2 separate regions of the Homo sapiens genome follow, and region 2 is linked to region 1. The links are chromatin loops, found by intact Hi-C in ENCODE. Cell type or tissue: endothelial cell of umbilical vein. All regions are shown on one strand. Links, peaks and the distances in the headings refer to the core of each region. The heading gives the core; the rest is flanking DNA. Region 1 overlaps LINC03125 (long intergenic non-protein coding RNA 3125). Region 2 has its middle 19 kb from the start of CD93.

Region 1 (11,218 bases), core at 1,188-9,187:
ACAAGCAAATGTTGAGAGATTTTGTTACCACCAGGCCTGCTTTACAAGAGCTCCTGAAGGAAGCACTAAACATGGAAAGAAACAACTGGTACCAGCCACTGCAAAAACATGCCATATTGTAAAGACCATCGATGCTAGAAAGAAACTGCATCAATTAACGGGCAAAATAACCAGCCAACTTCATAATGACAGGATCAAATTCACACATAACAATATTAACCTGAAATGTAAATAGGTAGTATGCCCCAATTAAAAGACACAGACTGGCAAATTGTATAGAGTCAAGACCCATCAGTGTGCTGTATTCAGGAAACCCATCTCACGTGCAAAGACACACATAGGCTCAAAATAAAGGGATGGAGGAAGAGCTACCAAGCAAATAGAAAGCAAAAAAAAGCAGAGGTTGCAATGCTACTCTCTGATAAAACAGACTTTAAACCAACAAAGATCAAAAGAGACAAGGCCATTACATAATGGTAAAGGGATATATTCAACAAGAAGAGCTAACTATCCTAAATATATATCCAGTGAATACAGGAGCACCCAGATTCATAAAGCAAGTCCTTAGAGACCTACAAAGAGACTTAGACTCCCACACAATAATAATGGGAGACTTTAACACCCCACTGTCAACATTAGACAGATCAACGAGACAGAAGGTTAACAAGGATATCCAGGACTTGAACTCAGCTCTGCACCAAGCAGACCTAATAGACATCTACAGAACTCTCCACCCCAAATCAACAAAATATACATTCTTCCCAGTGCCACATCACACTTATTGTAAAATTGACCACATTTTAAAGTAAAGCATGCCTCAATAAATGTAAAAGAACAGAAATCACAACAAACTGTCTCTCAGACCACAGTGCAATCAAATTAGAACTCAGGATTAAGAAACTCACTCAAAAACACACAACTACATGGAAACTGAACAACTTACTCCTGAATGACTACTGGGTAAATAACAAAATGAACAACTTCAGCAAAGTCTCAGGATACAAAATCAATGTGCAAAAATCACAAGCATTCCTATACACTGATAACAGACAAACAGAGAGCCAAATAATGAGTGAACTCCCACTCACAATTGCTACAAGGAGAGTAAAATACCTAGGAATCCAACTTACAAGGGGTGTGAAGTTGGAGAACTACAAACCACTGTTCAACAAAATAAAAGAGGACACAAACAAATGGAAGACCATTCCATGCTCGTGGATAGGAAGAATCAATATTGTGAAAAAGGCCTTACTGCCCAAGGTAATTTATAGATTCAATGCCATCCCTGTCAAGCTACCAATGACTTTCTTCACAGAATTGGAAAAAACTACTTTAAAGTTCATATGGAACCAAAAAAGAGCCCACATTGCCAAGACAATCCTAAGCAAAAATAACAAAGCTGGAGGCATCAAGCTACCTGACTTCAAACTATACTACAAGGCTACAGTAACCAAAACAGCATGGTACTGGTACCAAAACAGATATATAGACCAATGGAACAGAACGGAGCCCTTAGAAATAACGCCACATATCTCCAACCATCTGATTTTTGACAAACCTGACAAAAACAAGAAATAGGGAAAGGATTCCCTATGTAATAAATGGTGCTGGGAAAACTGGCTAGCCATATACAGAAAGCTGAAACTGGATCCTTTCCTTACACCTTATACAAAAATTAATTCAAGATGGATTAAAGACTTAAATGTTAGGCCTAAAACCATCAAAACCCTAGAAGAAAAGCTAGGCAATACCATTCAGGACACAGGCATGGGCAAGGACTTCATGACTAAAACACCAAAAGCAATGGCAACAAAAGCCAAAATAGACAAGTGGGATCTAATTAAACGAAATAGCTTCTGCAAGGCAAAAGAAACTTCCATCAGAGTGAACAGGCAACCTACAGAATGGGAGAAAATTTTTGCAATCTACCCATCTGACAAAGGGCTAATATCCAGAATCTACAAATAACTCAATCAATTTTACAAGAAAAAAACAAACAACCCCATCAAAAAGTAGGCAAAGGATATGAACAGACACTTCTCAAAAGAAGACATCTATGCAGCCAACAGACACATGAAAAAATGCTCATCGTCACTGGTCATCAGAGAAATACAAATCAAAACCACAATGAGATACTATCTCATGCCAGTTAGAATGGCAGTCATTAAAAAGTCAGGAAACTACAGATACTGGAGAGGATGTGGAGAAATAGGAACACTTTTACACTGTTAGTGGGAGTGTAAATTAGTTCAACCATTGTGGAGGACACTGTGGCAATTCCTCAAGGATCTAGAACTAGAAATACCATTTGACCCAGCCATCCCATTACTGGGTATATACCCAAAGGATTATAAATCATGCTACTATAAAGACACATTCACATGTATGTTTATTGTGGCACTATTCACAATAGCAAAGAGCTGGAACCAACCCAAATGTTCATCAATGATACTGGATTAAGAAAATGTGGTACATATACACCATGGAATACTATGCAGCCATAAAAAGTATGAGTTCATGTCCTTTGTAGGGACATGGATGAAGCTGGAAACCATCATTCTCAGCAAACTATCACAAGGACAGAAAACCAAACACCGCATGTTCTCACCTACAGGTGGGAATTTAACAATGAGATCACTTGGACACAGGGTGGGGAACATCACACACCAGGGCCTGTCAGGGGTTTGGGGGCTGGGGGAAGGATAGCATTAGGAGAAATACCAAATGTAAATGACGAGTTGATGGGTGCAGCAAACCAACATGGCACATGCATACCTATGTATCAAACCTGTACGTTGTGCACATGTACCCTAGAACTTAAAGTATAATAATATTAAAAAAAGAAAGTCTTTGGGGATGAAAAAAATTCTAGGCCCTCAACCAACACATCTTCCCACCTTCTGGCAAGGAGGGGACAGAAGGGCTAATTCCCAGTGTCTCTTTGCTGCAGTGGGGCCTGGGTCACAGTGAGGATACCGGAGCTCAGGAGCAGGAGGCAGGTGCATGGCCTCCACCTTGCAGAGGGGATCGCATGTTGGCCCAGTCTTCCTAGATAGGCCCAAGGCTTCTAGCAATCTTCCCAGTGCTGAGTTGAGCACTGTCTGCCTGACCTCAGGTACAATCCTGGTTTCTTTTTCTTTCTTTTTTTCTTTAACAACAACACTTGGTGAATGCTCGCCCGCCTCTAGGGTTAGGGAAAGAATGCTCCCTCCCATCATCTGTCTGCAGCTGCTGTGACTGTCCCCAGCCATGGGGAGGGCCTCCTTCTCTAGAACAGTGAAGGCGTCCTCAGGCAACCTCAGGGAAGGGGAGGGGCTGACCTGGGCCCCAGTGTCCCATCAGCTGCCTGGAGTTCTTCAGGTTCCAAGGAGAGGCTGGGCTGGGTCTCCTGGGCAGGCCTCCTGGGTGGCTGTCAGCTGGACAGTCCTCCACCCCTCACCCAGCACAGCGATGGAGCCTCAGCACGCAGTGTGTGGTCCAGGATTCGGAGCAATAGACTGAGGAAGGGGGCTGGGCGGGGAGAGAACGTCACTTCCTGAGTCCCACGCACCATCCACTCAGCAGCTGCTGAGGCCCGTGGCTCACCTTTGACCCTCACTGTGACCTGGCTGATCTTTCGGAAAGGTTGGTCCAGGCAGCTGGCAATATCCAGGAAGTGGGCTCTGGGGACAGCAACTGCAGAGATGCTTACATGCTGTTTTATCTAGAAAGCAAAGAATAACATTAGAAAAATAAAGTAGATTTCCTGCTCTTAGCTGATTATAACTCCTATTACTGTGCTTTCAGCAGGGCCACCCTCAGACTCAGGCCCTGCTCATCTCCAGCTAGAGTTCCCTATGTCCCAGCAGGGAGGCTGCACAGCTCACAAATGCCCTGTCTCTCTCCTTGGGGTTGTTTCCCAGAACCTCTGCTCTTCCTGCTCTGGGAGGGATGACTCAATGAGGACAGCTTTTGGTATTTGCAGCGGCAGACTGAACCCCAGCCACCATCCTTGAGCTCTTGTTTGTGTCATAAAGGGTGCTCCACATGCTCTCAGAGAGGTCTGGGCTCATGGCAACTGTCCAACAGCAGCCCAGGTCAAAGCATAGATGTGGTGCAAAACCCACCTGCAGGTGAGGATGGTGCTGGGAGAGCCTTCCTGGAAGACTTGATGGCAGAGCTGGGGTTTTGAGGGATGAATAGGAGTTTACTGGGGTGGAGGTGAGCATGGGAGGGGAGAAGGAAGACATTACAGGCAGGCCATAGAACATGTTCAGTGACACAAGACAGGCCATTGTGTTGAGGAAATGGAGCCATAGGAGGGTGTTTCATAAAACAGTAGATGGGTCTGAGCAGAATACACTCAGGACAGTGTCTTCCCTTTTTCTAGGAATGCCCTCCTCAGCCCACCATTCAGATAACAGGTTCTTCCTGTTATCTTCCTCTCTTCCCAGCCACTGTATTGTTTGTCAGTTTGAGCTCCTCTACCTGTCCTGATCAGGTAAATTTACTTATCAGCATAACCAAATCCTTCTTACATTTTACACCGTGGACTTCGAATCAGCCAATGCTTGCTGGGGGTGTCAAGACCTCTTATATGAGTTATTTCACCAGATTCTCAAGTTTGTCTATCCATGAGAAATGAGTTTGTGAGAAAATGGAGGCTCAAATATATGACTTGTTTAAAGCTAGATAGCCAGGAAGTAGAGAAGCTTGGTCTTGCAACCTGACTCTTGGATAAAGTCTAACATTTTCTCACCATGCATACCTACAGCTATTTTAGTGTCAACAGAAGGTCACTGTAAATGGGGAGAAATTTGCCACAGTACCTGCAAGTGAGGCCAGTCCTGCAAGTCCAAGTTCAAAGAGCTGAGACAGTGGTGGCCACAGCTGATATTTTTTGAATGCCATCACTGTGTGTGTGCGTTCTATAATTTACTCCTCATAATCCAATGATGTGATGTGTCTTTATTTCCCCTCTCCAGGTGGAAACACAAGGTTATCTGAGGGAAGCAACTTCATGGGCTTTGCCATGCCTGCCCCAGCACAGGAGGGCAGTGCTGAGCTAAGGGCTCTCCCCCACTGCCCCTGCAGGATCCAGACACCCAGCAGCTTGCTAGATAAGCAGGCAGATAAGCAACTGGATCCTGCCATTGTTTCCCTTAGCGGAGGAAGAGGAAGACGGACAGCCCACAGCCCCTCTGCCTGCCAACAGTGCTGCCTTCTTCAACATTCAGCCCAAAGCAAGCAGTCTAGATTTGCTCTGGCTGGGAGAAAAAATAAACACAGAAACTGTGAACCGATATGTTAGGTTGCTAAGGAAAGAGCTGCTTACAGCTTGGGGAGCTGAAAGGACACTCACTTTTTGTCTCATCTTTTAACTCTTTCTTCTTCAGCATCATTAAGGGTGCTCCTGGGATCACTGCTAGGAAGGGACGAGAAAGACACAGAGCAATGTAGAGGGAGTGGCAGGCTGTGATGCTGACTCTGCTGAGACCCCTTCCCATTCTATGGGGACTTTGAAGGCTGAGACAACCCTTCAGAGTTGTCTTGGAGGGACAAGGGGCCCAGACCCTCATGGGCCACATTGAGCAGTCTGTGGATGCCATCCCCAGAAGAAGGCGTAACTTTGGATGGGGGCTCTCTCCAGGCCAGGCAATCATGGAGGAACTGACCATGCAGCTGAGGGCTCTGGAGCTGGGGCTATGCTCTTCATTCCTGAAGGGGGTTTGAGGGATGCATCAGTTACAGGGTCCTCTGCACACCTCCCCTGATATCTCGACATCTCTTAAGGTTTGAGTCATGTCTATTAGGAATTGGAAGCTCTCTGCTTCTCTGCAGATGCCCTGGTGGCCTCCCTAGACATCGTTCTTTGGTAGCATCACCACCTTTGTCCACCCAGGGTCACAGAATTTTGCACGGAAGCTCCACTGGCTGAAATTCTCCAGGATGACTGTGTGCCTGATCCCACTGGGGAAGCAGAGGTGGATGGGTCAGGCAGCAGCAACCAGTCAAGGTAGGAGGAGTTGCTTCTGGTCTGGTCCAATTAGTAGAACTGGACAGTGCCTTTTGCAGTGTCCAGACAGAAGTACCTAAGGTTCTGTTTGGCCCCAGGCAGGGATGGGAGCATGATGCACCACATGGCATATGGTTCCATGGGCAGTTCTCAGGCATGAGCACTGGTTACCACTGAGTTGAAGCTTTTCTGGCATCTATCTTTGGTCCTAGGAGCATCCTGTGGGCGTAAAGGGAAGTCTGGTCCATTTTTGGGGCAAGCCTTTTTTAAGACTACCATAATAGTCTTCAGATACACAAATACTGAATCTCTGATTCCATCTTGTTCTGTCGTCAGAATCTATAAAGTGGGAGTATGCTATAGTAAGGAAGAGGAGAGGGGAGTTGGAAAGATAACTAAGGACTTATTGGATACCATTTGGATTCTTTTCTCTCAAAATGTGATGAAAACGGCTTTGTTTTTGTTTTCTTTCTTTCTCTTCTTTTCCTTGTTATTCACATATAATGTACATACATAAAGTGTGCAAATTAATAGATCTATAGATCACTTTGTGTGTATTGCCATCTCAACAATATTAAGTCTTCCAATCCATGAACATGGGATGTCTTTCATTTGTTTAGGTATTCTTCAATTTATTTCAGTAAAGTTTTCTAGTTTTCAGTGTACAAGTGTTGCTCCTCTTGGTTAAATTTATTACTAAGCATACTATTTTTTGATACTATAGTAAATTGCATTGTTTCTAAATTTTCATTTCAGGTTATTTATTAATAATGTGTAGAAATAAAACTTTTTTGTTGATTTGGTATTCTGCAACTTTGCTGAATGCTTTTATTAGCTTTAATAGTTTTTTAATGGCTTCTTTGGTATTTTTCTATTTATCAGATTATTTTACCTGTGAATAGAAATGATTTACTTTTTGTTTTTTAATCTGAATGCTGTTGTGAGCTGAATTGTATTCCTCCAAATTCATATTCCTCCAGCACTTCAGAATGTGATTATATTTGAAAACAGATCCTTTAAAGAGGTAAAATGATGCTATATGGGTGGATCCTAATCTAATCTGACTGGTGTCCTTGTAAGAAGAGAAAATTTGAACACACAAGGAGACACCCGGGGTGCACATGCACAGGAGATGACCATGTGAAAAGACAGAAATAAGGTAGTAATCTGCAAGCCAAGGAGAGAGGCCTCAACCTCAAGAGAAACCAACCCTGATGACACATTGATCTTGTACTTCTGGCCTCCAGAACTATGAGAAAATAAATGTTTGTTATTTAAGCCACCCAGTCTTTGCTACTTCGTTGCTGAACAAACTAGCTAAACTAATACAGATACCCTTGTTTTATTTTTGAATAATAACAACAACACTCCAGGAAATTGTGCATTGTCTATTTTGTGCCCCAGGGACCCAAGCCAAGTAACAGAGGACTTTGAAGATATTGTGAAAAAATGGAATTAAAGATAAACATTTATTTCTCAACATAAGCAAGATGAAGAAACTTTTGAAACCAGTGATAAAACCTGTTCAGTCCATCCCTAAAAAAACTGAGGGTCCTGGGAATTTAACCACGTTAATCAGGTTTTTTAAACATTATTCACTGAAAAAAATGAGTGCCCTTTAAAGATTTTTTAATATTAGAGAGAAAAAGACGTAATAAGGAGCCAAACCAGGGCTGTGAGGTGAATGCCTAATGATTTCCCACTGAAAGTGTGGAAATTGCCCTTGTTTAATGAGAGAAATGAGTAGGGGCATTGTCGTGGTGGACAAAGGCTCTCTCATGAAGTTTTTTAAGGCATTTTTCTGCTAAAGCTTTGGCTAATTTTCTCAAAATACTCTTATAATAAGTAGATGTTATAATTCTCTGGCCCTCCAGAAAGTCAACAAGCAAAATGCCTTGAGCATCTCAAAAACTATTGCCACGACCTTTGCTCTCCATTGGTCCACTTTTGCTTTGACTGGATCCTCACCATCTCTTGGTAGCCTTTGCTTTGATTGTGATTTATCTTCAAGATTGTACTGGTAGAGCCATATTTCATCTCCTGTAATAACCCTTTGAAGAAATGCTTCAGGATGGAGATACCATTTGATTAAAATTTCCGTGAAAAGTTCTGTTCTTGTCTGCCGCTGATCTGGGAGCAAGAGTTTTGGCACCCATCGAGTAGAAAATTTACTCAACTTTAATTTTTCAGTCAGAATTGTGTAAGCTAAACTAATTGAGGTGTCTAATATGTTGACTATTTTTGTGCAGTTAATCATTGGTCCTTTTCAATTAGGACATGAACAAGATGAATATTTTTCTCGCAAATTAATGTTGGATGCTCTACTGTCATGGGCTTCATTTTCAGCATTGTCTCATCTGTTCTTAAATGAGTTATCCATTTGCAAACTGCTGATTTCTTTGGGTCATTGTCCCCATGAAATTTTCACAAAGCATCAATGTTTCACCATTCTTCCACTCAAGCTTCACCATAAATTTGATGTGTTTTGGGTCTTTTCTGCTCAGAGACCCTTCTCTCTCTATATAGAGAGCTGTTCCTCTTTCTCTTCTCTTCTGCCTATTAAACTTCTGCTCCTAAACTCCTCGTATGTGTCTATCTCCTAAATTTTCCTGGTGGACAATGATGAACCCCAGAGTATATCCCCCAGACAATGCAGCTGCTTCATATTGGGGACCTCATCTGGGATATCACGGTACAACATTAATCAAAACATGATAAAAGTTACAGGTATCAACTTCTGGACACATCATACTCGAGTCAAACCTAGAAAGCTGATAGAGCAACCTTTGACAGCCCGGATAAACGTCCTGGATACCAATGTGAAGAAATAGGAGATCTTAAGGTGAAAATCATAAAGGATAAATAAATGAGCAAGGGCTGCTCATCCTACTCAGTCCTACTTTTACTTTCCGTCATTTCTACTTTTCCCCTCTAGATGTACTGCCAGATATTAAAACTTACTTTTGATGCATATTTGCAGGAAGGTTTTAATTATCCATGGGATTGCATTTGTAACTTCATAGACCTCCAAAAGGGAAATGTTATATCTTGGCAATTTAGATGAAAATTATCTACTACACCACACTTGCAGGAATTGCGATACTCACTCTATTTGCAATGAGACAAAAGCTGTAACACCTTCTAACTGGAATATCAGACAGAGAGTTTCCATTGCTATAGTATTTTGCTTAATTATTATCCTTACAGCAGAAATAATAGTTACCAACAAAAAGGAAGCATGAAAGTTTTACTATCACTGAGCCCGCAAGGACTTTTTATTGGGTTTGGTAATATGTCATATCCTGGCTATGAAAAGAAGGTTGTAAGGGAAAGAGATTTTATATAAGAAAGGATCTTGGGTGGTAAATACTTGTCTAAAAGAAAATAGTTCGTTGTTTAAAAGAGATGTTTAGGACAAGTCAGAAAGTTTAAGCATGTTGTAGATAGTTTGTGGAAATCTTGAAAAAATTATAAGGATGGATGGTAAATACTTGCCCTAAAAAGAATGGTTGATTGTTTAAAAAGAAGAATATTCAGGACAAGCCAGAAAGTTTTAGCATGTCATAGGTGGTTTGTGGAGGCCATGAAGGAATTAATTGCAGGAAAGATTTAGCTAAGATTAACACTAAAATTACACTAGCCACTCAATTACATATTTCTCCCAATCATATTGCAAGTTATAAAAGATTGCCTTGACCTGAAATTATTCCCTAATGGCAAATCAAGGGGAGAATATATGCTTTTCTCAAATAAAAAAATGTTAAAAAGATAAATAAAATTGATAGACCATCAGCAAGATTAACCAAGAAGAGAGAACATTCAAATAACCTCAATAAGAAACGAAATGAGAGATATTACAACTGATACCACAGAAATACAAAAGATCATTCAAAGCTACTATGAACACCTTTACACACATAAACTAGAAAAACTGGAAGAGATGTATAAATTCCTGGAAAAATACAACCCTCCTAGCTTAAATCAGGAAGAATTAGATACCCTTATCCGACCATTTACAAGCAGCAAGATTGAAATGGTAATTAAAAAATTACCAACACATAAAAATTCAGGACCAGATGGATTTACAGCAGAAATCTACCAGACATTCAAAGAAGAATTGATATCAATCCTTTTGACACTATTCCACAAGATAAAGAGGGAACCCCCAAATTAATTCTATGAATCCAGCATCACCCTAATATCAAAACCAAGAAAAGACATAACCAAAAAAGAAAACTAGTTTTGGGTTGATGAACATGGATGCTAAAATCTTTATCAAAATACTAGCTAACCAAATCCAACAACATATCCAAAAGATAATCCACAATCGTCAAGTGAGTTTCATACCAGGGATGCAGATATGGCTTAACATATGCAAGTCAATAAATGTGATACGCCACATAAACAGAATTAAAAACAATAATCACATGATCATCTCAATAGATGCAGAAAAGACATTTGACAAAATCTAGCATCCCTTTATGATTAAAACCTCAGCAAAACTGGCATACGAGGGACACACCTCAATGTAATAAAAGCCATCTATGACAAACCCAAAGGCAAAATCATACTGAAAGGGGAAGAGTTGAAAGCATTCCCTCTGAAAACTAGAACAGACAAGAATGCCCACTCTCACTCCTCCTCTTCAACATAGTACTGGAAGTCCTAACCAGAGCAATCAGACAAGAGAAAGAAGTAAAGGGCATCCAAATCGGTAAAGAAGAAGTCAAACTGTCACTGTTTTATGACGATATGATCGTTTACCTTGAAAACCCTAAAGACTCCTCCAGAAAGCCCCTAGAACTGATAAAAAGAATTCAGCAAAGTTTAGGATACAAGATTAATGTAAACAAATCAGTAGATCTTATATACACCAACAGTGACAAAGCAGAGAATCAAATCAAGAAATCAATCCCTTTTACAATAGCTGAAAAAAAACACAAAAACCTTAGGAATATACCTAACCAAGGAGGTGAAAGACCTCTACAAGGAAAACTAGAAAACACTGCTAAAAAAAATCAAGGATGACACAAACAAATGGAAACACATTCCATGCTCATGGATGGGTAGAATCAATATTTTGAAAATGACCACACTGCCAAAAGTAATTTACAAATTAAGTACTATACCCCTCAAAATACCACTATCATTCTTCACAGAATTAGAAAAAACAATTCTAAAATTCATATGGAACCAAAAAAAGAGCCTGCATACACAAAGCAA
Region 2 (11,218 bases), core at 1,709-9,708, 73 kb after region 1:
TGCTGCTAAAACATCATGCATCTCTGGATCCAACTCTTGCTGGTCCCAAGCCTGACTTTGAGTAACCCTGTATATTGCAAACTACAGACATGCTCTCCAATTGCCTCAGGCTCTGAGCATTTATTGGAAAAACACAGGCACATTAACCTCCAGGTTAAGCACTTCTTAACCTGGAGGGCTCGCTAAAACCCAGCGTTCTCATTCAGTGGACGGAGTTTGTGATAAGTTGAATAATTTCCCCAAAAGGAGATGTTGCAGTCCTAACCCCCAGTGCTGTGCATGTGACCTTATTTGGAAAAAGGGTCTTTGCAGATGTAACTAAGTTCAAAGGCAGGCACATTCAGGATGGGCCCTAATCCAGTGTGACTGAGGTCCTCATAAGAAGAGAAAAGAGAGACACAAATGTAAACACATAACGGGGGCAGATGGCCATGGGAAGATAGAGACAGAGCTTGGAGTGATGTGGCCACAAGCCCAGGGACACCTGGGTTTCCAGGAGCTGAGAGGAGCAAGGAGGGCTCCTTCCCTAGAGGCTTCAGAGTGAGCGCAGACCTGCTGACACCTTGGTCTCAGACTTCTAGTCTCCAGAGCTGTCATTTTAAGCCACCCAGTTTGTGGTACTTTGTTTTGTCAGCCCCAGGACATTAATCCAGGGGTAGGAACTTTTCTTTCTTCCTTCCTTCCTTCCTTCCTTCCTTCCTTCCTTCCTTCCTTCCTTCTTTCTTTCTTCCTTTCTTCCTTTCTTTCTTTCCTTCTTTTGAGACGGAGCCTTGCTCTGTTGCCCAGGCTGCAGTGTAGTGGCAAGATCTCAGCTCCCAGCAACGTCTGCCTCCCAGATTCAAGAGATTTTCCAGCCTCAGCCTCCCTAGTAGCTGGGATTACAGGTGCGTGCCACCACGCCCAGCTAATTTTTGTATTTTTAGTAGAGACAGGGTTTCGCCACATTGGCCAGGCTGGTCTCAAACTCCTGACCTCAGGTGATCCACCCGCCTCGGGCTCTCAAAGTGTTGGGATTACAGGTGTGAGCCACTGTACCTGGCCGGAACTTTCATTTGTAACAAGATCCTCCATGCTGCAGATGCTACTATGGGGAGCTCACTTGGAGGACAGCTGGCCCAAGTCACGCCTGCCCCTCCCAGCCTGGCCCAAAACACACACGCACTTGGAGAGAGTCTGAACTCCACACCCACAGCCAGCCATCTCTTCAGCTTCCTCTCCACCAGACCCTCCTTCCCATGTGCCCTCCTGGGGTGTAAAGGGTCCTGGCACCCCTCTCCTCCATGGATTTGCGTATACCCATCACTCTGCCTATATCCCTCCATCCTGGTCTAGACAGCTCCAACTCCACAATTCATAGCAGATGCAATTTCCTACAGAACTTCAGAACAGTTTGGGTCAAGATTGTTTCAAATAAGTTCCTGGACACTTAAAATTAGCTTCACCTTCTGCTTCCCCCACCCCAGTGTTCAGTGGAAGGACTTGTTTATTATTGTACAGTCCTGGGGCGGTGGGCAGTGTCCTTGGTTTGAGCAGCATGGAGGACTTCAGCTTCCTCCCATATCTGGCCGAGCCCACCACACAACATATCGTGATTGCTAACAAATACCTTGGGCGTGTTGCCTGCCCCAGCAAGTCCCTCCAAGTCAGGAAAATGAAAAGCAGAGATTGCCATTGTTTAATGAACATAACTCAAATTTCCCATGGCCTGCCTGGACCTCAGGAGAGGGTCCAGTCTTTACTCAGCAGGTGGCCACAGAGCCTGAACTGACTGCATTCTACCACAAGCCACACTAAAGTTCAGTAAAGGGGAAAGCAGGGGGAGACGGCCCGGTTCCCACTGGACGCCAAAGCCAGGGCTGGAAACCATCGCATCCACCCTTTGGCTTCTCCTCTCTGGTGCGTGGTGCATTCTAAACCCACTGGAGGTCACAGCAAAAGCCTAGAAGCTTGTGAATTCTCAAGATGCTTTGGGGAAGTAAACACAAAGGAATTCAAAGTCCAGGGCACTGGGAGCCCATTTTCTCTCTCAAGGAGTGGGGCAGACGTTTGCCTGAGAACCTGCCCCAAGGGCCACATGTGGTCTCTGAGGTAGGTCAGTAAAGCACACCGGAGGAAGCCAGAAAAGGGGACTTTCAACCCCAGAGCCATCCTTGTGTGGCTGAACTCATGCCAGACATGGAACAAAACTGCTGACTTTGTAAGAAAGAGGTCCTCTTGCAACCTCTGGTCCCTGGATGTGCCAAGGTGCTGACCAGAGCTGCAAAACAGGCAAAGTCACCAAATTGCTCCAGGTCAGGAGCCCGCATGCAAGCTTCTAGTTACACCTTCCCATTTTCCTTCCAGTTTAGGAATTGTACTTTAATACAGAGATGTTTTTGGAACCAAAAAGTCATCCATAGTCTACTACCCAGAGAGGCTCACTGCAGGCAGGTCATCAGGTTTCTGCAAAGTTTTAGATATAGTTGAGGTTACTCTGAAGAGTTTCAGATCTTGGGTTTCTCCTACTTGAATGTTTAAAGATAAACATTGCCTTGTATATGCACAAACTCATTGCCAACATAATTTAATTGATGCATAACACATCATGTGTTTACATGACAGTTTACCTAATCATACTACTATTGTTGAATTGGTACAATACTCTACTTTGTTTCAATAATGGTTTCATGATATTAATGCAGAACACTGATTTTGTAATTAAGATGATTGTCTTAGAATGGACTCTCTTAAGAGCGAGGATCTGGAGAAAAACACACAGATTTTCCACCTGTGCACCTACGTGCACACACACCACACTCACACACACTTACACACACATACAACTTAGATTTTAGTTTGGCTTCTGTCGCTAACCGGATGTTTCAACATGGTCAAGTCACTTAACCTTTCTGGATCTGATTTCTTTGCATCTGTGAAACAAAAGGCCGAAGAAAAAGGCCTCCGGTTCCCTCCAGCTGGAGCATGGGATGATTGTTCCCAAAAAGATTCACGTGGCTCTTTCCAGGGTAAGCTTTAATAATGAGTGAGTCTATGTCTGCACCCAGGCTTGAGCATGTTTGAGTAGGCTCCTCTATCTAAACCATTTTTTTTTGTATGTATCCTTGGTGGAATCCATATATTAATGATTTATAAATGATTTTTCAGTTGGAAAATAACACAGCCACCAGCTTGTGTGCCCTGCCATGTGACGTTAGCAGGGTTGACTTCTTCTGGTTATTCCTCACATCAAGTATCAAGACTATGGGTGAGAGAAAGGTAGGTGGTTTTAAAATCACAACTGAAAAGCATGCAAACAAAACCCCTAACTCTATCACACTCTCCAGTGTAAGAGATCAACTTAGGCCTGGTCTGGTCTCTTAAAACCTCCCTTTCTCATAGACTTGGGAGTACCATCTAGGGATGGCAGGTATTCAGTTATCCAAAATTCCCCAAGCACCTTTCTTTAAACCAGGGAGAGAAACTAATAGTTTAAATCACAAATAATGTACAAGAGCTACAAAGTATGAGTGGGCTTTTTGGATGTGGATTTGTCAGTACTGATTTGTGGGAGCCTCACTGACCAGCTGCAGGGCAGGGAGCTCACAATCCAGTAACATTCGGCAGAGGTGGGGGATTTCCATGCTTCCGGGGATTTGGCATAACTCCTCCAAACTCTGGTCTCTAATCATCCACCACATGACCCCTGGGACCCTGACATCCAGTCTGGACTTGATTGTCTTCAGATTGTTCACCTGCAGCCAGTTCTGGGGCTGAAGGCTAGGGCTACCTTCCTTCCTGCAGCCCCATGGCGCCATGAACTCTCCAAGTTGCTTTGCTTTTTATCCCCAAGAGGCTGAGTCCCCCTAATAGCCATGTGCCTGCTGGAAACTGATGTAACCCACAAAAGCTTTTCCAAGTGATGGGTTATCACCAGGTCAAGGTGAGAAAAATGAGGTCTTTGGAGAGTCAATAAGTTTGCTCCAGGTCAAAGCAGATGATGTAGATGTGGACAATGCCGAGGCTGAGGGTGACTAACAGATCTTAACACACAGAGTGTTAAAAATCTGTTCACATCTTGCCATTTTTACTCTTATAGCATCAGTGAGCTAGAGCTTTAATACCTTAAACAAGTATATTTGAATACTGAGGCTCACAGCGGAAACAAGCTTCTTTCAAGATTTTAAAATTGCTACCAGCTTTGCGATAACACAGCATTCCCGATTCCTAATCTAGTTGTCTTTCTGAAAGTAGGTTTTAAACAAGTAATATTTGAGAAGAGGAAAGCAGCCTCATGCAGGATGGATGCAGCCCTAAGTTACTACAGTGCACGACCCCAAAGGTCAGCTTAGAGCAAAGCACTCAGGCTGGGCCATGCAGCCCCACTGCTCACATGGCAGGTCCTTCTGTGCGTGAAACTCTAAAGAGGCTCTGGGTCTATGAAACATGAATTTTTCTAGTTTCTCTCATGGGCTTTGCCAGCACCTCCCAGCACAGCCTTTGCTCGATTGTTCTTGTGGTCAGCAGTGCTCCACTGACAGCAGAATGGCAGGGCACCCAGCAAGGCGAAGCTGGCCCTGCAAAGAAGCCCAGAGACAGGAGCCGAGTGTGATATAAACAACAGCTGACAGGCAAGGCTGACACAATATCCTGGCTCTTGATTCTCATAGAATAAACAATTTGACAAACTTCCTGAAATCCGTGCCCTGCACCACACCAGCAGAAGAAAACATTGGACTTCCATATTAGGCTTGGAGCGTAGCTGGCCGGTTGAACTGAAATCCTCCATTCTACCTGCAGGGGTAGAACCAGTGATTGCCCAGCATCCCCTGACACTAACGTTTGAAGGTTTTATCATTCTATGCTTAGGCATTGTAACTAAGCACCAGGGTTAAACAGGGTTAACCCTGACTTCTTTTCATGCTACCCCTTCTCTGCCCAGATTTCCAGAGCTGGAGGCCTCACACCTGGTGGTGTACGGGAGCCGGCCTGGGCTGACTTAGGCTTGTTTGCAAGAGCAGATTGTGAAATTTCCAGGAATCTCACAAGCTGGTTCTTAAACACAGTCATTATTAAAAATAAACTTTGTAAACCTACAGGTAAGTAAATTATATTTTTTTAAAATAATAAATAGTAAAACCTGCATGCCTGATGATTTTTACTGCAACGTGTGCTCTTAAGGTTATCTGCATCTGTGGAGCCTCCTGTTCCGCGGCAGGCTGCTCACACCTCCTCCCTGCTCCATGCTCCACAACATCATGAGGAGACTGAAGCTGACCCTGGTGGAGGTATTTATACCACGGAAAGAGGCAAATGATACAAATGGGTTATTTTTTTTCCTGAAAAGCTGTAGTTAATAATTTGCTGGGCCCACTGCTCATAGGTCATTGCTATGCATTCTAGCAACCAGCACTGGGCTGGGTGCATGGAAGCCAGACATTCCCCAGATGTTCTCTTCCAGAGAAGCTCCTTGGAGTTTCTCTGAAATTTCTTACTGTGAAAGAACTTGCTGAGCATCTTTGAGGGCAATGCTAGCTGAGACACTTGGAGACCCACCTCCAGCAGAATGGTGACCACATTGGCTCTTTCCCCGGCCCCTGACTTCTTGCCCCACATTTCCGGACCTTCTGCTCCCGAGGTTGCGGCACAGGCAGTGTAGGGAAGTCAAAGAGCCTGGAGTTTGAATCTCACCTTGAGCACAGCCTTGGCACAAAAACTTGGTCTCTACATACCCCAGTCTCCTTGTCTGTAAATTGAGATGATCACAGGACCCTCTTCCCCGTGTTGTTATAAAGCTCAGGAAGCAGGAAAAGTCAATAACCAAATACATCGTTCCTGGTCCTACTCTTACCCTGGCATGGAGCCCTGGCTCTCCTCACAAGCACTTCCTCACCAGCCTGAGCCAGCCTCACCTGGCTTGCAGGGGTGTGACAGGCAGTGCTGGAGCCCAGTGGGTCCAGGGTCTATACACACTGCAGGGGCTTCAGGGTTGAGCAGGAGACAAGGGTCAACTGCAGGGCAGAATGGGTCCCTGAACCTGGCATCCATAGTGGACTTTGGCAGGCCTGGACAATATCACAGCCAAAAGTCACGGTCTGATCAGAAAACTGGAGGAGCAAAGTGTCAATCAAATGGTCCCACGGGCACTCCCGATGCCGGTTCCAGGCTGACAGGGCCACCTCCTGTGGTATCTGGAGCAAATCAGCACAGAGACCCTCTGTGTTAGTCAGAACTCTCAATGTTAACCAGCACATCCTCTTTCTTTATTCTTTCTCCACCCTCCACCCTCCTCCCCAGGACCCCGACCTCACCTCACAGTCGCCAACTCCCTTGGCCCACTCCTGTCTCTGGTAGTTTCTGTTCATCGAGGAGTGACAAGTCACCAGACATGGGAATCAGCACTCAGCGCATAAACCAAAGAAAACAGGAAAATTCAAAAACACCTTTTCACTTCAACAAAGCCTCCCTTTAGGCTGAACTGAGGTTTTGTGGAGGTGCACTGTTATTCTGCAGGCCATTATATAAAAGTCACAACAATTCAATGAACCACAAAGAGAAGAGAATTCTGTGCACAATCATTACTTGATTCTACACCAATACCATTACTCAGTGACTCCTCTTTCCATGTAATAAATGTCTAGTGCAGTCGGTCACTTAAGATTTCTTGAAGCAAGTTTGATTTCTCTACTAATTTCTAATTTCCTGCTACACCCCTTTCCCCTCCTTCCCTGAGAGAGACCCTCAATCGCTACTCTCGCATGCCAGACTCTGGCTACATTTTCTGGCATTACATCAATCAAACTTGGTTTTGGAGTTTTTAACTTGTCTGTGAGCTCCTTGAGGGCAAGGCTGTCTATTTTATCCCAAACCCGGTACCTAACCAGGTCTTCAGGCTGCCTGTCAGTGGTTTGGAGGGAATTGCATGCGGAGGACCTCTGAGGAGTTGTAAAGACATCATGACTCAGACATACAATGGTGAAGGCGCAAAACGTGCCCCAGTTACCTCTCCTCTCCCTTCTGCTGGGATGAAAGGCCCCTGGTGCTTGAGTGTCGGGGAGTCGATAACAACTTTGTGCAGGCCCCTCAGGGAACTCCCCTGGCTAAGAACAGTGGGGTGAGAGTGATGCCTGCAAAGCAACCTGCCTGGAGGGAAGCCTTTCAGAAAACTCAGATGGATCACAGGGAGTGGTGGGCCCTTCTCTGTCTCCCTCAAATCATGCACAACAAAATCCGGAAACCATCTAAATCTCATCAATAGCAGAATAGATTTGCAAAACCGTGGCATATTCACAAAGTGGAATACTCAGCAGTGAGATGAACAGCCTGCAACCACACACAATGCGGATGAATTGCCCAAAGACGCCAGATACAAAGAGCACACACCCTGCATGCATGGATGCTCAACAGCCCAACGTGACCATCGCTGCTGTCAGAGCGGGGAGTATGGAGCCTGGGGGAATGACCCGGGGGTCTAGGGAGCAGAGAATGTTCTGCTTCTTGATCTAGGAGCTGGTTATGTGATGGGTTCAGCTGGTGAAGATTCCCCCGGCTGCTGGGCATGACATATGCGAGGTAACCGGGCACAGAGGAAGTCACCTATCCCACCTTCACAGAAAGCATCTGCACACATTCCCTCCCCTACCCGCCAAGGAAAAATTCTCCAACTCCAACTCTTCTGAGTGGGAGTTGGCATCATTTATAGGAAAAAAAAAACCCTGAGCTGATGTCATATCTTTTCTTGTTATTTTAGCTTGCCTGTCATTATTTTTTGTTCTTTTAAATGAGCTCCTCCACTTTTTTTTTAAACTTCCTTCCTGGCATTTGAGTCATTTCCCAATGTCTTCGTGTGCTTTAGAGAAGGAACTTGGTAGCCAACATGGTCTGTGAGTTCTACTGTTTGTTTCTCCAGGAGTCTTCTATCCAGATGCAGGCAAGAGCTGGGCAGAAGGTTTTTTTATTTTTATTTTTATTTTTTGTTTTTATTTTTATTTTTTTATTTATTTTGAGACAGAGTTTCACTCTTGTTGCCCAGGCTGAGTGCAATGGTGCGATCTCGGCTCACCACAACCTCTGCCTCCTGGGATTAAGTGATTCTCCTGCCTCAGCCTCCCAGGTAGCTGGGATTACAGACATGTGCCATCACGCCCAGCTAATTTTTTGTATTTTTAGTAGAGATAGGGTTTCTCCATGTTGGTCAGGCTGGTCTCAAACTCCCGACCTCAGGTGATCCACCCGTCTTGGCCTCCCAAAGTGCTGGGATTACAGGCGTGAGCCACTGCTCCCGGCCTGGGCAGAAGGTTTTGAAGAAATAAGGCATGAGAACAATGGCTCGATTTTGCCTTAAGGCAAGACTGTGAAAGATCACCTTTACTAAAATCCCTAAGGCAGATAAAGATCCCATTGTCTAGTGGTGAGAGCTCACTGTCACACAACCCAGGGAAGGCGCTTTCAATCGGCCCCTGATTTTCCAGCAACACTGGGCAGGAGTGAGTGCTCTGTTAGGAACATAGCTAGGCCAGCCCTGGGTTTCTTGCTCCATGAAGTGTTTTCCTTTCCTGGTGCACAGTCTTGAACATTGACCTGGGCAGATTCAGGGTGAATTAACATACCCTTAGCTGGCATGAGGGGGAGAAAGACCCAGACACCTTCACCGTTGACATCAATACTGAGGGCTAAAACATCTCACCCCATTTTTAGCTTATTCCCATCTGGCTCTAAGGACCCCTGACAGGGCCAGTGTGGGTATCCAAGCTGGTCTTCAGCACCCTTCCCAGAACCCCAGGCTCTTATCCGGCCCTCAGCTGCCCCATGCTTCCCTTCAGTTAGAGAGGTCCACCTCTGAACCTGCTAAGAGGTATCCATGCACCCTCAGTGGTGGCTGGGGCCAACAAGCCCCGCAAACTACAAAAACATCATATAAAATAATGGGAGGGGTGGGCAAACTGCAGCATGTGGACCAAACCAGCCTGCGGCCTGTTTCTGTAAAGAAGGTCTTATTGGAACACAGCCATGCCCATTGCTGTACATATTGTCTATGGCTGCTTTTAAGCCTCAAAGATGGACTTAAATAGTTGCAACAGAGACCAGTGGCCTGCCAAGCTGAGAATATTTAGTGTATAGGCTCTTACAGGAAGTGCTGCAGATCCCTGATGTTATGATGGTAATGGTGTTCCTTTGCTTCTGTAGTGTGTTACATTTTAACAGAACTTTCTGGAGACAGCGCCTGCAGAGGACTGGCTATTGTGTTGACAGTTCCAGCATCTTCTTAGGATGGTAGAGGCTATAGTGCCCACTGCACCATCAAAGCCCTGCTGGATGGCTTCCTGCACCTTCTTGGCACAAAGCTTGTCCCCACCCCTCCCAGGGCCTGCAGCTCTGGCCCCACTGAACACCTCAGCTTTGCGGGGCTGGGCAATGAGCACTGGCCTTTGGTTCATGAGATCCAGGTGGATGCTGGTGGCCCTTTGGACGGGTGTGACTTCCCTGCAGCGAACAGGTGACAAAGCCACTTGCATCTAGTTCTTATGCAATGTATAAGTAAACTTCTGCCCTGAGAATCTCTCCTGTTTTTTTTTAATAAAACATTTTATTTTGAGATATTTGCAGATTCACATACAACTTATGAGAAATAATACAGAAAGATTCCATGTACCCTTTACCCAGTTTTACCTGTGATAGTACCTTGTAAAGCTATGGAACACTATCACCACTAGGAGACTGACCCTGTCGCAGAGCACGGCACATGTCTGTCACCATGAAGATGACTCCTGCTGTCCTTTTTTAACCACACTCACTTGCCCCCTGACTCCACCCCACCTTAACCCCTGACAACTATTAGTCTGTTCTCCATTGAAAGAATTGATAGAATATCATTTTAAGATTATTGCATAAATGGAAGCATACAACATGAACCTCTGGTTATGGCTGCCCCACTCAGCATAATTCTCTGGAGACGCATCCAGGTAGATGTGTGGATCAATCTATTACTTTGTATTACTGAGTAGTATTTCAGAGTATGGATGAGCCACTTTCAACCATTTACCTGTGGAAGGATAATTGGGTTGCTTCTAGGTTTTGGCTATTGTGAATACAGTTGTCATAGACACTCATGCACAGATGTTTGCATGAACATGGAATTAATACAGCAAAGCCTGACCAAGAGAGGGCAAAGGACTTTGGCTGCAGATTCCCGTTTCTGTCAGGCTCCATTTCTGGAGGCACATCAGGTCAAAAAGGAACATAAACTCCTTCAGTGGATGCTCCTCCTCATGTCCCTACTCTTTCTACTCCAGGTATAAGTTAGGGTCCTAGCTCCTCCATCACTCCTGGCTCCTCCCTCATCACTCCTAGCTCCCCCATCACTACTGGCTCCCCATCACTCCTGGCTCCTCCCTCATCACTCCTGGTTCCCCCAACACTCCTGGCTCCTCCCCCATCACTCCTGGCTCCTCCCCCATCACTTCTGGCTCCCCCATCACTACTGGCTCCCCATCACTCCTGGCTCCTTGTTCACTCATGGCTCTTTCAACCCTCCTTGCTTCTTCAACATCAGTCTTCCAGGTTTGAGCTTGGCAAGGCATCAGCTTGCCTAACAGCTGAGAAAACTGCCGTTACTCATCTCACATGAAACTGTGGAAGGACCTGTCTTGCAGGTTGGTAAGAGGATTAAGGGGACAGGGTAAGGGAAAGCGTTTAGAACTCCTAGTTCCCATACATGCCCATACATGCATGCTTTGCTCAGAATGCTTTGGGCTCAGCCCAAGGCCCTGTACTCCACAGTACACAGAGATCCAGGGAAATGCAAGCTGACAGGAAAGCAGCCTCCGTGAAAGATGCAGCTGTGCTCATCCGTGAGCGCAGCTCCACTCAGTGCATGTGTGTGGATTCGTCAGAAAGCACCAGGCCCTGTGTTATTGCTGAGCAGACAATAAGGTCCACGAGACGCAGCCCCTGGCTTCAAGAAGCTGGTAGTGTAGTTAAATGACCTAAAGAAGAAATATCCTTTAGGTTGCAGTCACTCAATAACTCTTAACTCTTCTGCACAGAAGTCTGGGCTGGGGGTCCAGGGCCATTCAGGCCTCCCTGAAGTCCCCTGCAGTGCCTGTGCTGTTACTGTCCTATGCTGGGGATCTGGTGTGCACAGCACAGTGTACAGGCAAAGCTGAGGCTTGCTCTCCCTGCACAAGGCGGGTGGTGAAGCATTGGCTGTATGTGGCAGAGAAGCTGCAGTTTCTAGATCTTC

Evidence for each region. Hi-C counts contacts between places; a loop is a spot of excess contacts. Peaks named below come from ENCODE experiments on the same cell type or tissue, not always from the same donor. Only the 100,000 strongest peaks of a DNase experiment are listed, where the experiment ranks them.
Region 2: it touches region 1 in a loop (5-fold over the local background); 4 of 110 quality-filtered maps call a loop at or near these places.

Annotation. Positions count from the first base shown.
Region 1 is chr20:23,172,896-23,184,113 of GRCh38, reverse strand. It overlaps LINC03125 (long intergenic non-protein coding RNA 3125), which reads right to left. Exons shown (of 6, transcript NR_199692.1): 3 at 5,342-5,404; 4 at 2,977-3,703. Among named protein-coding and RNA genes, the nearest start is that of LINC03125, 30 kb to the right of the region's middle. RefSeq lists a silencer at 4,408-4,702. In endothelial cell of umbilical vein, for the core only: a CTCF peak has its summit at 5,013; DNase peaks (open chromatin) are centred at 3,763 and 5,153; H3K27ac peaks cover 1,036 bases; H3K27me3 peaks cover 164 bases.
Region 2 is chr20:23,100,062-23,111,279 of GRCh38, reverse strand. No RefSeq gene overlaps it. Among named protein-coding and RNA genes, the nearest start is that of CD93, 19 kb to the right of the region's middle. In endothelial cell of umbilical vein, for the core only: a CTCF peak has its summit at 4,778; DNase peaks (open chromatin) are centred at 4,649 and 7,789; H3K27ac peaks cover 5,098 bases.